Regions from separate parts of the Mus musculus genome. Here region 2 is linked to region 1. The links are chromatin contacts, found by Hi-C in ENCODE. All regions are on one chromosome and are shown on one strand. Each heading gives the region's core, a stretch centred on a gene start or an enhancer-like site at or near the end of the contact. The rest is flanking DNA. Distances are from core to core; before and after follow the strand shown.

Region 1 (4,338 bases), core at 783-3,282:
GGGGAGAGAGAGAGGGAGAGGGGAGAGGAGGAGGAGGGAGAGGAGGGGGAGAGGAGAGGAGGGGAGAGGAGAGGGAGAGGGAGAGGGAGGAAAGTATCTTTAGTCTGAGACCAGGCTAGTCACAGCATCTGTAGCCACAGCTGTATCTTCAGTCTGAAACCAGCGTGGACAACATATATCTCAAAGACCAGCATGGACAACTCAAAGCGAAACAAACAGAACTAACCAACAACCAAAATAGATGGAAATTATAATTAGTTCTACAATTATTTGTCTTTTGATTCCTTCATCTGCCTTTCTTCTGGGGGGGGGGGGACGACCCAACAACAAAAAACCAAACAGTCATTAAGTTTCTCAAAAAGGACCAGGGCAGGGCTAGATTCAGAGGTAAGACAGATATATCAGAATGCAGAACACTGTGCTACATTGTCCAGGAGCTAAGTTTTACTCAATGGTAAGTGACTTTTAAACAATGTTTTTATATTGAAACAAAATAAGAAAATGCAAACTTCATGTATCAGATTATTTCATCTAAGACTTGAGAAAACAGGGAAAGGAAATGGCTGAAATTCCCAAATAGAGATTCACTAAAGTTCATAAAGACTGAATCAAAGTTTGTGCAGTTAAGAGCTTACGAAGAAAAACTGCAGCCTGTGTCAAATTCTACTTTGCTGTATTTTTTTTAAATTTAGCTCTTTGTTTAGATGCATCAATGAGTAAGAGTTCTAATGCAAGAGGGAAGAAATAAAGAACAAGTGAAAAAACGATGAGGCATTTCTCAAGAGAAAGAGTGAACGGGGAAATAAGAGAAGCTCGCTGATTGTCTCCAAACAAGACACATTCTGTCCTAAAGGGAAGCTGCTTAAGACGAAGTAACGAAACAAGACTCAGAAAAATAAACAACTCCCAAGAGTCGACAGGCCCCTGTCCAAGGTTCTAAAGCAGTAAGGACGGCAGCTTTCCCAGGGCTTCCCCTGAGCTGGGTGGACTTTTCAGGGACGCAGCTTGAGCCACACAGGCTCTATCTGTCAGTAAGCCCTCTCCCACAGATACCCTTGTAAACCCGGGCTTCACCAAAGCGGACTTGGGTGGAATCCCTACTTTGCTCTGTCACGAATGCCCTGTCTAGGGTGAGCAGATATTGATCGATTTGGACCTCTGAAGGAAAAGTCTCACAACATAAAAGTTAAAGATCCTTCAACTCAGTGGCATGCATTCGACCCAACATTGGGAAAAAAAAAATCACAGCAAAATTCATAAAGACGATGTCCGGGTGTGTGAGGTCTGGGGTTCTGTTTGTCTGGTACATACAGCTGAATTCTGTAAGCATCTGAAGAAACTCTGGCGACAGGATCATATGTATGTGTATGGCTAGTGGTTACTATATATATTACATATGTGTGTGTGTGTATACACACGTATACATACACACACACACACACACACACACACACACATATATATATATTAGAAATAGTTTCTCCGTGTGAGCATCTGACAGTCAATCGCTGACGACAGGGGGCAGGTAGGCAGGAAAACTTTCGTACTTTTGGAGAAAGTGGCTAAAGGTGTCGCGATGAGACGCGACAGCTCAGAACTCCAGCCCGGGAGGACTCGGGCCGGGGGCGTGGGACACGGGACACAGCGGCAGGACTCATCCCTCAGCCCCGTGAAGAGGCCGAGCCTCGCTCCCCACCGCGCACCAACCCCGCGCCACCCGCCGGAGCCGCACTGCCCGGTCTCCCTCCTCTCGCCCCGCACCGCCAGTTCCCGTCCCCGCCTCCGGGATGCCCGGCCCTTGGGGCCGGCGGGGCTGCTCGAGGCCGCGGGGATGTGGGGCTGAGGCGTCCCCGCCTCCTCACGCAGGACTGTGGGAGCGAGAGGGAGGGCACAGGCGACACCCAGAACCCCGCCATCAGGCCCCGGCGGGCGGGCGGGCAGGTGAAGGTACCTGCGCAGGCCGGCGAAGAGCGAGCGGCCCCACAGCCTCCGCCTCAGCGATCTACCTCAGGCGGTTGCGTGCTGGGTCGCTAGCCGCAGGCCGCAAAACCCGCCTAAGAACCTCAAGCGGAGGGCCGGGAGCGCGCGGCCGCGGGAGCCAATCAGAGCACGGGAACCGCCGAGGGCGGGGCCTGCGCTATCGCCCCGCCCCGCCCCTCGCTGACCGGGTCGCCTCCGCCTTCTGCCGTTATTCCGCTCCAGCTCTCTGTATCTTGATGCGGTCGCGCTTTCCCTCGAACGCTGGCTGTGCGGAGCGGTTGAGGAGCCCCGGACAGGACGAGGGGACTGGGCTGCCCTGAAGGACCAGGGCTGCTTGCCGTTCCCCCTCCCTGCCTCTCTGCTCGCGCCTTGGACCTGGGTGCTTCTTCCCTTGTGCACAAGTGTGTAAGAGGAGAAAGAGCCCACGCATGCTAGCTCAAAAGGTGTGAAATAAAGTGGCCTTTAGTGAGCAAAGGGCAACGTTCTTCCATTCACAGCCCTAAATGCTCCTTTTGTCATGCCCGTGCCTTCCTGAGACTCCTGGGATATAGCTGGTGCATAATCAACGCTTGCCAGTCCCACCCCTCCAATTCAGAATCTGCTTTATATATATAGTATGAGAGCACCATACAGTTCTGACTTGTTATCAAACTCAAGTAGACTAGTAACTGAACTGGTAATTAAGACTCTCTGTGGAATTTTGGGTTGGTCCATACATCCAGAGATTAACAGACAACATGAGTTGGGTTGTGGAATCTTCCCCCTTTTAGCTACCTGTACTCAGTGTTTTGTAGAACTTCCTTAAAATGTGACTGAGTAGATAAAACCAAGGTCATGGTAATGTTAATGGCTTAGACAAAAGTGTTACCAGCCCATTAGATCTTCAACCTCTCTCAGGCTATCAATTCACCTATAAAATCTCTAACAAGAAACACTGAGTCAGGAACTTAAGGAAACTGATGCTACGTGATGCTGAAGTACACTGAAAAGGTATGTTTCCATAATAATGTAAAAAATATTCTAAACATACATACAATGAGCCCTTTGAGTAGGAGCTAATTCGACTGTTGTTAAGATCTCAGGTTCAGGGATAGAGAGACAGCTCTATGGTTAAAAGTACTTGCTGCTCAAATTCCTAGCACACATGTGGCAGCTCACAACCACCTGTAACTACAGTTCTAGGGTATCCAACATCATCTTCTGGCCTTTGCTGACATAAGGCACACATGTAGCACACATGCATACATGCAAACAAGACACTCATAAGCATTCAATTTTTAAAAATGAAAATGAGTAAACATCTCAGGTCCATTAGCAAATGGCACAACAGAAAGTACCTTAAGTAAGGAACCCAAATAGAATTCAGTTCTTTGTTTGTTTGTTTGTTTGTTTTTTGAGACAGGGTTACTCTGAATAGCCCTGGCTGTCCTGGAACTCACTTTGTAGACCAGGCTGGCCTCGAACTCAGAAATCTGCCTGCCTCTGCCTCCCGAGTGCTGGGATTAAAGGTGTACGCCACCACGCTGGGCTAGAATTCAGTTCTTAGTCTCCAGCCACCCCAGTTATCCCGAGGACCTGCTCCCTCATCTTAGCTGTATCTTCACAAGCATGTATTGAGGATGAAGCAAGATATTGGTAAACTGGGAACTGTGCACACAGTGCTTTAGCACTTCCAAGGATGTGACAACTTGTAGAGAGAATCTCTTATGTACTGTGTGGAAGCATCACCTGTTAGCTGAGGCAGGAAATAGAAGGTAGGACATCTGGCAGAGAAAGAAAGGATTCTGGGAAAGATCCAAGAGCAGTTAAGGTCGGCCACCTGGACTAAGAGGAGACGGACATATGAAACTGAGGAGAGGTAACCAACCATGTGGCAGACACAAACTAGAACAAACAGATTATATAAGTTATAAGTTAGTTGGAAAATGAGCCAAAACTTATGGCCTAGGCATTTATTCATAAATAATTAAGTCTCGGAGTCACTTCAGAACCAGTGCCAGTGGGAAACCCCGAGCCTGCAACAAGTTGGTGGTGCATGATAGGAAAAGTGAGAGGACGTAGAAACTCCTTCAAAGAATGTGAGGCCCAGGGCTGAGGGTGGCTTAGCAGTTTAGAGCACAGGTTGCTCTTCTAAAGGACATGGTGGCTTACAACCATCCCTCCAGAGGGTCCAATGATTCTTTTGGCCTCTGCAGGCATCAGGCACATAACAGTGCACATACATACATACACACATACAAACAAACATACATACATACATACATACATACATACAAACACCCAAATACATAGAAATAGTATTTTTTAAAAAAATTAAAGAAAAGGAAAAAAAACGTAAGCTGGTCCTTTGAAATAATT
Region 2 (4,468 bases), core at 781-3,280, 1.1 Mb before region 1:
GGGGTGTGAAGGGGCTAGTGTTTTGATCCTTTTCACGTTTTAGATAGAAAGATTTTTTTCCTGAGGGTTTTCACAGCAGAAAATTTGATGAGAACCCAAACATACTATGAAAATAATTAACTCCATGGTCTTCTTCCTTCCCCAAGATAGGAGCATTTTTTTTTAATTCTCTTTTTTTCAAATCTCATCCCTTAAACAATTAAGTTGGCTACATATGAGTATTTCACATATACGGCTGAAAGCCAGACGTTCACTGAGAAGTAGTGTTGTTTGTTTGTTTGATTGGTTGGTTTTGTCTTTAGGGTTTCACTGCTCATCATGACAGCACAGTTATGGGAAAGACCCTGGCCTTAAAGGAGCAGGGTCTCCACTTGGCTGTTCTCGCATGTGGGGCAGTGAGCAAGATACTGCATCTCTTAGAGCTGGGTGAGGGAGGGTCCACTGGACAATGTACTGGGACACTGGGAGAGCTAGCATGAGTGAGACAGTCAGCCTTGGAGAGAAGGGACTGAGAAATTTGTGTGAACTAAAACTTACCCTTATCTGGGCTTCTGGTGACACACAGCCATTATCTGAAAGAAAAGGAGACTGGAGGGAGAACCTGGCATTTTAAGTAAGTGAATAAATAGAAGGCCTTGAGTGTGTGTGCCACCGCCCCACACAACCTTCTTCCACAGAGTCATATCCATAGCCTCTGGCCTGCTACTCATGGACCGCTAGGGCAAAGTAGCAGTCAAGAGGACTGGAGGGTGGGCTTGGAAGTCTCACATGAGCAAATGATCCAGAACTGGAATTAAAAATATCCGTCTCATGTGTGGTGGTTTATGCTTGTAATCCCAAATCCCAGCACTTGAAAAGCCGGAACAGGATTTCCAAGAGTTCCTAGTCAGTCTAGGCAGTGTAGTGAGTTCAAGCCCAGCCTGGGCTACAAAAACGAGGTCGTATTTCAAAAAAGGCCAAAATAAAAAAAGTGAATAAACAAATAGTGTCGTGGTGGGGTGGTTGCTCAGCGGCAGAGCGTTCGCTTGTCTTATAGAAGGCTCTGAGTTTCATCCCCAGTTTCTGTCTGGAAACCTGTGCAGACACCATTATGAGAAAACCAAGTGGCTGACAGGTCTGACAGCATTTGTTGCGGCTAAAGCCGAAGAAGAACAACTCAGGCTCTCAGGAATGCTTTCAAATAACAGGAGTGTTGGAGAAGGTTCCCTTTCAAGGCTCCAAGGCTCTTGAATCTTGCAGGGCCTCGCTACCCCTGCCTCCTTCTGGTTTTTCTTTGCCTCCAGATTTATTCCGGAACCTGCTCCTCTGAAGTCGGACACATTTAATCTGTTAAATGTATAATTAGACAGAGTGTTTGGTTGCAACGATCGCTTCCAGTTTTCCCATTTATCCAAAATACTCTCTTGTTCGCACAGCGGAGAAATAGGGCAGGCAATCTGGAGGAAGGAACAGGCACCAGCAGCGGGAGGCGGGGCGGGCTTGGTGCTTTTCTCAATGAATACTGAGGCCTCTGCAGATTTGCATAGGAGCAGATCTCGCAGCGGCATTGGCCGGCGGGCTTGGAAGGGGGCGGGGCCGGCTGCGTGGGCTGGGCGGCTGCGCTGAGTTCGCTCTAGAGCCCCGCCCCTCGCGGAGGCCCCGCCCCCCTTCGGCGCGCGCTCGCGGCACTGCCAGCTGCAAGTGGCGGGCGCCCAGGCAGATGCGATCCAGCGGCTCTGGGGGCGGCAGCAGCGGTGGCAACTGGCACCTCCCGCTGCTTCTGTCCAGCGGTTCTCGGGGGGGCAGTAAGACGTTTTCCGTTCGCCCCCTGGCCAGTCAACAAAACCGCGGGCGCTGCTGGTAGGTGAGGAGGGGGCTGGCTACATTGCGGGCTCCTCTGCCCGGAATGTTTTCACTAGTCGCCAGCGGCCAGGGCCGCCCGGGTGCTTGGGAGTGAACTCCGAGGAACCAAGACGTCGGTGACGGCAAGGACGCTGCAAACTTGCGCGCGTGGAGGCAGCGGGAGCCTCCTCTCCGCAACGCAGAGCTCGTGTTCACGCCCAGAAGTTCAGCGGGCAGGGTGATCGATCCGAAGACTTCCTGCAGCGGAGGTCACTTGAGGGGGCGCTAGAAAGCAGCCCCCTCCGGTGGTCCTTGCCTAGACCTGGGAAGGAGCGCAGAGGAGGTGACAGGAGCGGAGGACGTGGGCAAGACAGTGACCGACTCGGAGCCACGGTTCACAGCCTGGAAAGTTGCAGAAGATTGGAAGCTAAGAGGAGAGCTCTGGTCGCCGAGGGCTCCTTGAACGGTACCTAATTGCCACCTCCCTGGTCCCTGAGCAAAGGCCTCTACAAATGGGGCGCAGCACGGCGAGAGGCGCAGGATCCAGCTGTTGAGCCCAGGGTGTCTCACTGTCTCCGAACTACCCCCTGACTTTGTCTTCCGTTTTGCTGAGAACCCTTCTCGCCTCCTTGTAGCTTGGGAAAAGCAAGGGCGCTCTATAGTGTACACACAGTCCCTGAGATCTAGTGGAAGGAGCCATTCAGGACCAAGGACTATTTGGAGCCCTTTCCTGTTTGGGGGAGAGTGAAGGGCGAGGCTGGACCAGCAAGGGAAGGGAGACTAGTGTAAACTCGCCCTCCAGCGGGATGGGAGCTGCTGGGTTCCTGTGGCTGCTGCCTCCACTGCTTTTGGCAGCAGCCTCGTACTCCGGAGCTGCAACCGATCAGCGCGCGGGTTCCCCAGCCTCAGGGCCTCCTCTGCAGCCCCGGGAGCCGCTCAGTTATTCGCGCCTGCAGAGGAAGAGTCTGGCAGTGGACTTCGTTGTACCCTCGCTCTTCCGCGTCTATGCCCGAGACCTGCTGCTACCGCAGCCACGGTCCCCCTCGGAGCCCGAGGCTGGCGGGCTGGAGGCGCGGGGATCACTGGCCCTGGATTGTGAGCCTCTGCTCAGGCTGCTGGGGCCACTGCCTGGAATCTCCTGGGCAGATGGAGCCAGTTCTCCTAGTCCCGAGGCGGGTCCGACGCTGTCCAGGGTGCTGAAGGGAGGCTCGGTGCGCAAGCTCAGGCGTGCCAAACAGCTGGTGCTGGAGCTGGGCGAGGAGACGATTCTTGAAGGCTGTATTGGTCCCCCAGAGGAGGTAGCGGCTGTGGGGATACTCCAGTTCAACCTCAGCGAGCTGTTCAGCTGGTGGATTCTCCACGGCGAAGGGAGGCTGAGGATCCGCCTGATGCCTGAGAAGAAGGCATCGGAAGTGGGCAGGGAGGGAAGGCTATCCAGTGCGATCCGAGCCTCCCAGCCCCGCCTTCTCTTCCAGATCTTCGGGACGGGTGAGCAGCTCCCACTAGAGTGTGTTGGGATTTGCATTTTTAGTTATACGACATGTAGACACTGCTAACTAACTCTTATTCTTCTAGCCCCCTTTTCATCGTACTTGAACTTAGACCCGTGGTTTCTTTTTATGTGCTTAAACATAGTAACTTCCCAATAGAACCTTCTCTCTCTCTCTCTAGCAACCAAGTTGGGAGAAAAGTTTTCCAGTGTTGGCAGAATGCCTTCCACTGACTTACACACGATCCCACTGGATCATAATTGGATGCCCTCCTTCCTGAGCTCTGAGAATGGCTGAAACGTCCCTATAACGCCCGAGTTCCAAGTTACGGGACCTCACACTATTGCTCTTTTTTTCTTGACTCTTGTTTCTCTTCTAGACGACCACCTATTTGGAGAATGTGGTCGAATTTCCCAGAGAATAGAGAATTCCCCTTAATACTGAGTCTCAGCCAACTGCCTGTCCCTGTCCCTCCTCTCCAGTGCTGGCTAACCCAGAGGTTCTCTTTTCCTTAATTATTCATTCTGCCACATTGGACTCCCACCTCCAGACTGTTTACACACTCAGACTCTCGATGTTCTCAGATGTCCCAGGAAAGTCCCAGAGGAACTAAGGAACAGGGGCAGGAGAGTTGTAGGGAATGGGATGAAAACTGTTGAGGTTACTTTGCTTCGGGGGGAGAAGCAAGACAGTTGCCTTTCCTGCCTCCCCCTTTGTTTGCCCTGGGAGTCTTAGCTTGCATGTGTGTAGCAGCTGCTCTGGATGAGAGCTCTGGCAGGCTCTCATTGCTGGAGGCTCCTGGAGTGAGGTTTCTGTTTCATTTACTTCCCCCATTTCTTCCAAAATTCACCGCATTAGGGGCTGTATGTGCAAGCATTTACTTCTAACTCTGCAGTAGTGTCTTTTGAATGGCAAGCCAGGTGGTTTTGAATGAGTGTGTCTCTCAGAAGACCGTGAGGGGAAGGACTTGTGAATGAATTAAATATGCAATGTAAATGAATGAGAAAAACCGCAGAAAGAGAAATCATGCTTTTAAAAAGAAGCCCACACTGATTTCATTGAACAAACCTAGCTTCTTTTCTACGTCCTCATCATCAGAAATAGATGGAGTTCTTATGCTCCACTGGTTACTAATGTTTAGTATTAATTGGATGAAA

What was found. A loop is a pair of places that touch in the nucleus more often than their neighbours do.
Region 2: a loop to region 1 is called in a map of left cerebral cortex, with 3 times the contacts of the local background. The contact joins the promoter of Alk here to the promoter of Spdya in region 1. A Hi-C loop is called at or near these places in 2 of 37 maps with a recorded cell type or tissue (left cerebral cortex and v-Abl transformed pro-B cells).

Annotation. Positions count from the first base shown.
Region 1 is chr17:71,549,755-71,554,092 of GRCm38, reverse strand. Spdya (speedy/RINGO cell cycle regulator family, member A) reads right to left here and starts at 2,032. Exons shown (of 7, transcript NM_029254.1): 1 at 1,952-2,032.
Region 2 is chr17:72,601,869-72,606,336 of GRCm38, reverse strand. Alk (anaplastic lymphoma kinase) reads left to right here and starts at 2,030. Exons shown (of 29, transcript NM_007439.2): 1 at 2,030-3,309. The coding sequence starts at 2,628.